Regions from separate parts of the Homo sapiens genome. Here region 1 is linked to region 2. Evidence: read pairs that join two places in POLR2A ChIA-PET (ENCODE). Cell type or tissue: IMR-90. All regions are shown on one strand. Links, peaks and the distances in the headings refer to the core of each region. The heading gives the core; the rest is flanking DNA. Region 1 holds the start of CLMAT3 (colorectal liver metastasis associated transcript 3). Region 2 overlaps SLC36A1 (solute carrier family 36 member 1).

Evidence for each region. Peaks named below come from ENCODE experiments on the same cell type or tissue, not always from the same donor. Only the 100,000 strongest peaks of a DNase experiment are listed, where the experiment ranks them.
Region 1: POLR2A ChIA-PET joins it to region 2 with 15 read pairs; 3 of 35 experiments call an interaction of 5 or more read pairs at or near these places.

The regions. Positions count from the first base shown.
Region 1 is chr5:151,676,922-151,679,731 of GRCh38, reverse strand. All of the region lies in intron 1 of SPARC (secreted protein acidic and cysteine rich), which reads left to right. It overlaps CLMAT3 (colorectal liver metastasis associated transcript 3), which reads right to left and starts at 2,787. Exons shown (of 5, transcript NR_109873.1): 1 at 2,685-2,787; 2 at 396-512; 3 at 1-76. In IMR-90, for the core only: no CTCF peak of the experiment used is centred there; a DNase peak (open chromatin) is centred at 1,331; H3K27ac peaks cover 1,792 bases.
Region 2 is chr5:151,450,839-151,453,648 of GRCh38, reverse strand. The region is part of intron 1 of SLC36A1 (solute carrier family 36 member 1); the gene reads right to left. Among named protein-coding and RNA genes, the nearest start is that of SLC36A1, 4.6 kb to the right of the region's middle. RefSeq lists a cis regulatory region at 1,528 and an enhancer at 1,444-1,613. In IMR-90, for the core only: no CTCF peak of the experiment used is centred there; DNase peaks (open chromatin) are centred at 1,398 and 1,658; H3K27ac peaks cover 619 bases.

The DNA of each region.
Region 1 (2,810 bases), core at 267-2,766, 230 kb before region 2:
CCTCAGAGTCTTTCCAGAGAGAGAAGTGACCTCAGCTTCAGGTCCTGCTGGCAGCCAAGGACGGGTTTTCAGCAGTCTCCAGAGCAAATAAAGGCAAAAGGAAGGGACTCGATGTACGGAACAGGAGGCAGTGGCGGCTGGGAGGGGGCTAAAACTGTCTGCATTTGATGGCCACCATGCCAAGGGAAATATGCCTTCTCTTCCTCCCCTGGCCCTGGGCATTTTCCTTCCCAGGAACTCAGGCCAGTTCAAGGCCCAACTGAGCCCCATTCAGGTGACCACCTGGGAGCGGGTAGCTGCCAAGGGAAATAGTGTGCAGAGGTAGAGACATACCAGTGGTGGGGTAGGGTTGCACGGGTTCTCACCCTAGCCCTGCCACCCAGTCACTCACTCACTGCTGTTAGCCGTTGGCAGTTTTCTCCTTTCCTCTAGGCCTTGGTCTTCTCATCTGTACTATTGGGCAGAAATATGTGACTTGAGCCCCCAGTGGGGTGCTGGATTATGAAAACACCCTGAAAATGATAAATGTATGCATCATCACAGACTAAAGAAATACAAAGGAGGGAGTTTTTGTTTAATATTGGTCATTTATATGAAGGGAATTTAAATTTTCGCCAGGCACGCTACACCTAGGTTTGATTGGCAAAGGATCACAGCTGTGAGTTCTGAATGCTGGGGTTTGATACTGTGTTCTGACCTTGCTGGGGTGACTGTTATACTCCATTAGCTTTGCAGGATGGACACAGGGCTCTTTGGTCAGTGGTAGTTTAGAGAGCCTCAGAGAGGTATCTCGTGGGGAGGCAGGGAGATGGCTGTGCATCTGGAATAGTTCAGCCGCTTCCCTTCCCTCCCATCTCATCATCTGGGGGAAAAGTGCTCTTGGACTGGTGGTGTAGCACCGGGTGCTGGGCAGGACCCAGATTTTGTGTTTGTGTTTACAGTTTTCTTCCAAAACTTTTAAGGTGTATTCCAAGATTTTGCGTTCTGTTCTTAACAGTCTCTCTGCATTTCTCCCCCACTCCCACTTGTCTGAGCGTAATTCCTATTAGGCTCACCCCAACTCCATGAGTGAGAACGCTTGCCTATTTGGAGAGGGCCTGAATTGTTGCATGACTTTGGACAAGTGCTTCCTCCCTCTCAACCTCAGATTCCCCATTAGGACAGTGGGACTAAGAACCCTTCCATGCCTGTCTGCCTACTTCCCAGCATTGTCAGAAGGCTCTAGGAGACAGTGTTATGTGACAGTGCTTTAGAAACTATGAAGCAGCACTATAAGACTTAGAGTTATTTTTCTCTTCTGGCTGCAACAGCAGGGATGGGGGTGGCAGGGAGGGTGAGTGTGCAGCTGGAAAAGGAATTCAGGAAGATGAGGAGGCAGGACAGACAGAAGAGCCGCCCAGCGAAACCTTCCCCTGGTCACAGAGGGGAGCGCGGTTACTCTGCTCATATGAAGGACGCAGACTCAGGGAAATGTCTGTCTTCCTGTCTTTCTAATCTGAAGCTTACTACATTTCCAGTCCTAGCTGGGCTATTTCTTCAATAACATGACTTCCCTGTCATTATAGCTCAGACAGGGTAACTTTTTGTTTTGTTTTGTTTTAGCTGCTATTTCACTTTGATCCTTCAACCTCAAACTATCTCAGACAAGTCCTTCCTTGATGTTTTCTTTTCTGTTCCATTTGTCCCAAGCCACATGCAGGAGTTATTTATCTTGCGTCTTCCAAAAGGGGAAGCAAGAAGGGAGATTTTTCCACTTAAGCCTGGGGAACAAGTGAACAACTGTGTGAGGGGAGGAACATTCCACAAGCTGCCTCAAAAGGGAAGACTAGACTCCTCTGGAAGTTGGGGTTATTGTGAAGCAATACCAAACCCCCAGGTCCTTTACATTTCTGTTAGTTTTACTTCATTCACTCTGTGCAATAGGGGGTGAGGTTTTGTGTCTCTTTAAGCCCAAGAAAGGACCATTATGAAGTGGGCTCTTCCTCTGCCTGTTTCTGCTTCCCAAATGCTATAGTACAAGTGAAGACATATGATCCCAGAGGAGACCATATGTGTCAAGACCAGAATGTGCTTGGGGTGTCTTAAGAGCATTTTAAGGACCGAGGCTGCCACTTCAAAGTTCACCTAGTCTACCCATTTCAATTGATAGATGGGGGAACCAAGGTCTAGAGAGACCAAAAGACTTGATACTACTGTGGTAGAACAAGACCCCCTGGCATTTAATTTCAAGCTGAGTATTTTTCTCCATGATGCCGGGTTACCTCCCACCACCATTTGGTCAGTTGAGAAGTCTTGGAAGAAATAAGGGATGATGAGCCTGACAGGGAGGTTTTGGGAGAAGAAAGAGGGAAGACATGGCCACTGTTGCTCCTGATGGAAGGTTATTTGTGGGTAGAGAGAGCAGGTTTGTTCTTTGTGGCTGCAGGGGAGATGGGGTAGACAGATCAGAAAGTTTGAGGGAGGCACATTTAGATCAGTAAAAGAAAGAACTTTCTAAAGTCACTTGAGAATGAAAAGCCATTTAGTTAGTGCAAGAAATGAAATGTCTCCACCACAGAGCCTCTGTTAGGAATAGCATTTTAGTTTTGAATCCTCAGAGGAGATACTGCTCCAAAATCCCTTATAGTCATGAGAGTATTAGAGTCTAGAGCTTGGCATTTAGAGAATGAGGCCTTAACAGTTACCAGAACAGAGGTATTTTCTAGATCTCAGCTAACATCCCCTCTGCAACACATGGAAGCATCTGGATGGTTTCCGTACAGGACCTAAAGAAGTGCTGTCTCTTCTGGGTAGAATGGAGAAAAATGTGG
Region 2 (2,810 bases), core at 150-2,649:
ATAGAATTGAGAAAACTGCATTAGATGATTTCTAAGTACACTTTCACTTCTAAAGTTTCAGGATTCCAATTTCAATTTTTTAGTGACTGGGTTTGTTCAAAATAAAGGAGGATTAAGATCAATAGATGGTAACATATTCTGAAGTTGTACCATCCAGTACAGTAACCACTAGCCATAAATAGCTATCTTACACTTGAAATACACTTGGGTAAAATTGAAATGTGCACACTAGATTTCAATGAACTGGTAACAAAAAAATTGTGAAATATCCCATGAATTAATAATCTTTATACTGATTATATATTGCAATGATAATATCTGGGATATATTGGGTTAAATGAAACATACGTCAAGGAAAAAAAAATAGATTTCTGGGCCCAACTTGATTCCACCTTAGCATTTTATTTTATTTTATTTTATTTATTTATTTTAATTTATTTATTGGAGATGGAGTTTCATTCTTGTTGCCCAGGCTGGAGTGCAGTGGTGCGATCTTGGCTCGCTGCAACCTCCGCCTCCCAGGTTCAAGCAATTCTCCTGTCTTAGCCTCCCGAGTAGCTGGGATTACGGACATGCGCCACCACAACTGGCTAATTTTTTTCTATTTTTAGTAGAGACGGGGTTTCATCATGTTGGCCAGGCTGGTGTCAAACTCTTGACCTCAGGTGGTCCACCCACCTTGGCCTCCCAAAGTGCTGGGATTACAGGCATGAGTCACCATGCCCAGCCTATGTTTTTTTGTTGTTGTTTTTGTCTTTTTGTCTTCTTTTTTTTTTTTTGAGATGGTGTCTCCCTCTGTTGCCCAGGCTGGAGTGCAATGGTGTGATCTTGGCTCACTGCAACCTCCGCCTCCTGGGTTCAAGCGATTCTCCTGCCTCAGCCTCCCGAGTGGCTGGGATTACAGGCGTCCATCACCATGCCCAGATAATTTTTTGTGTTTTTAGTAGAGATGGAGTTTCTCCGTGTTGGCCAGGCTGGTCTCAAACTCTTGACCTCAAGGGATCCACCTGTCTCAGCCTCTCAAAGTGATGGGATTACAGGCAAGAGGCGTTTTATTTTTAACTAGCTTCCTAGGTAATCTTGATTATAGGTAGATTTATATAAAGCACTACAAAAAATATATGATCTTATTATGATAGGTACACCCTAGGCCTCACCTCCTACCAGAATTCACGCATTGGCGCCCCTTGTTTGCAAGCTAAAAGTGTCATCCGTTATTCTGAAACAATTACATTGGTTTGGACTTTGGAACTCAGAGCAGCGGCAAATTCCCCAGATGTATTTTCTCCTCTCTGTCGATGGAATTCTAAAAACATGAACAAAGACACAGACTGTGTTGCTATGTGTGGTCTACAGTGAGGGAAGTAAAATGGTTTGGCTTCTACATAATTTGTTTTTAAAACAGCATCAGATAGAATTCCATCCAACTTACCAGAGCAGAACATTCCATAAATTGAGACTTTTTCCTGTAGGAGTCTGATGCTAGAACAGCTACAGGGCAGCTGCTGACCTCAGCAGGTTCTGCACAAAGCAGCTGCTGAACAGGCAAACACGCACACTTTTACTCCCAACCATGAAGATCACTAAATGTTAGGGCCAGGTATAGCTTTAGAGAAGGTCAAGCTCCAGCTTCCTTCTTAGGGGTCAGAAAACCAGGGCCCACACACAAAGGCTGACTCATCCAGGCCCCAGGATGAGTCAAATCAAAGATTTGAGATGACAGTCCAGCAAACCAGCATCCCAGTCCAGTATTCTTTCTACCACACCTTAAATTATATACCCTCCTTAAAATCTCCCTGCGAACAAAGCTGGCCCCAGAGCCTGGGGCAGGATTAGGTCTGCAGCGGGTATTCTGCATAATAAAAAGCACCTGAGTTTGCAGTCTGGTAGTGTGACTCTGAGCAAGTTAATTCATCTCCCTTTGCCACAGTCTCCTCATCTGAAAGATGTCATTAATAACATCTACATCACAATATTGTTATGAAGATAGGAGGAAAAAATAAATAAATGTTAGATATGTTGCCTGGAACATAATAAACCCTCATTAATGATAGCAATTGTGATTATTACTACAGAGAAGTTCAAGGACAGAAAGTGAGAAAGTTCACTAAACAAAGTCTGCAGTATGGGCTCCATTTAAAACTCTGGATTGTGAAGCCAGGTCCCTACCTTGGAGATGGTGATCTAAGTGACATGAACATCTCAGTAACCCACAGACAGATTTCCTAACTTCATGGAAAAGGAAAGCACAGAGTGGCTTTTCCTACTAGAGATGGTCATTAAGGACTAGCCCTGGGGCCAAGCATGGTGGCTCACATCTGTAATCCCGGCACTTTGGGAGGCCAAGGTGGGAGGACTGCTTGAGCTCAGGAGTTCAAGACCAGCGTGGACAAAATAGTGAGACCTCATCTCCAAAAAAATAATAATAATAAAATAAAATAAATAATAAGTAAAAAAAGAACTGGCCCTGGGTGTCAAGGCTTCCAAGAGAAATATTTTGGGGGATAAAAGAAGAGACAACCCCAAATGCAGCACCGTGTGGTTCCTATTTCAGCCTATTTACAATGCCCCATCCATCGGCCCCCATGCCCATTAAGTAGAGGCTACCTTTATGTGCTCATCACAGTAAGGCCTGGCCAAAGGAGAGAGGTACAGGATTCTTCCAAGGCCTGGGTGGAAGTAAACAGACTCAGTGAGAGCTTCTTCTATGGGAAACAAGAGAAGGCCTGGATGGAAATAAACGGATTCCATGTGAGTTCCTCTATGGGAAAAAGAGAAAAGCTGGCCTAGGTGTGAGTAATGCTAATCAG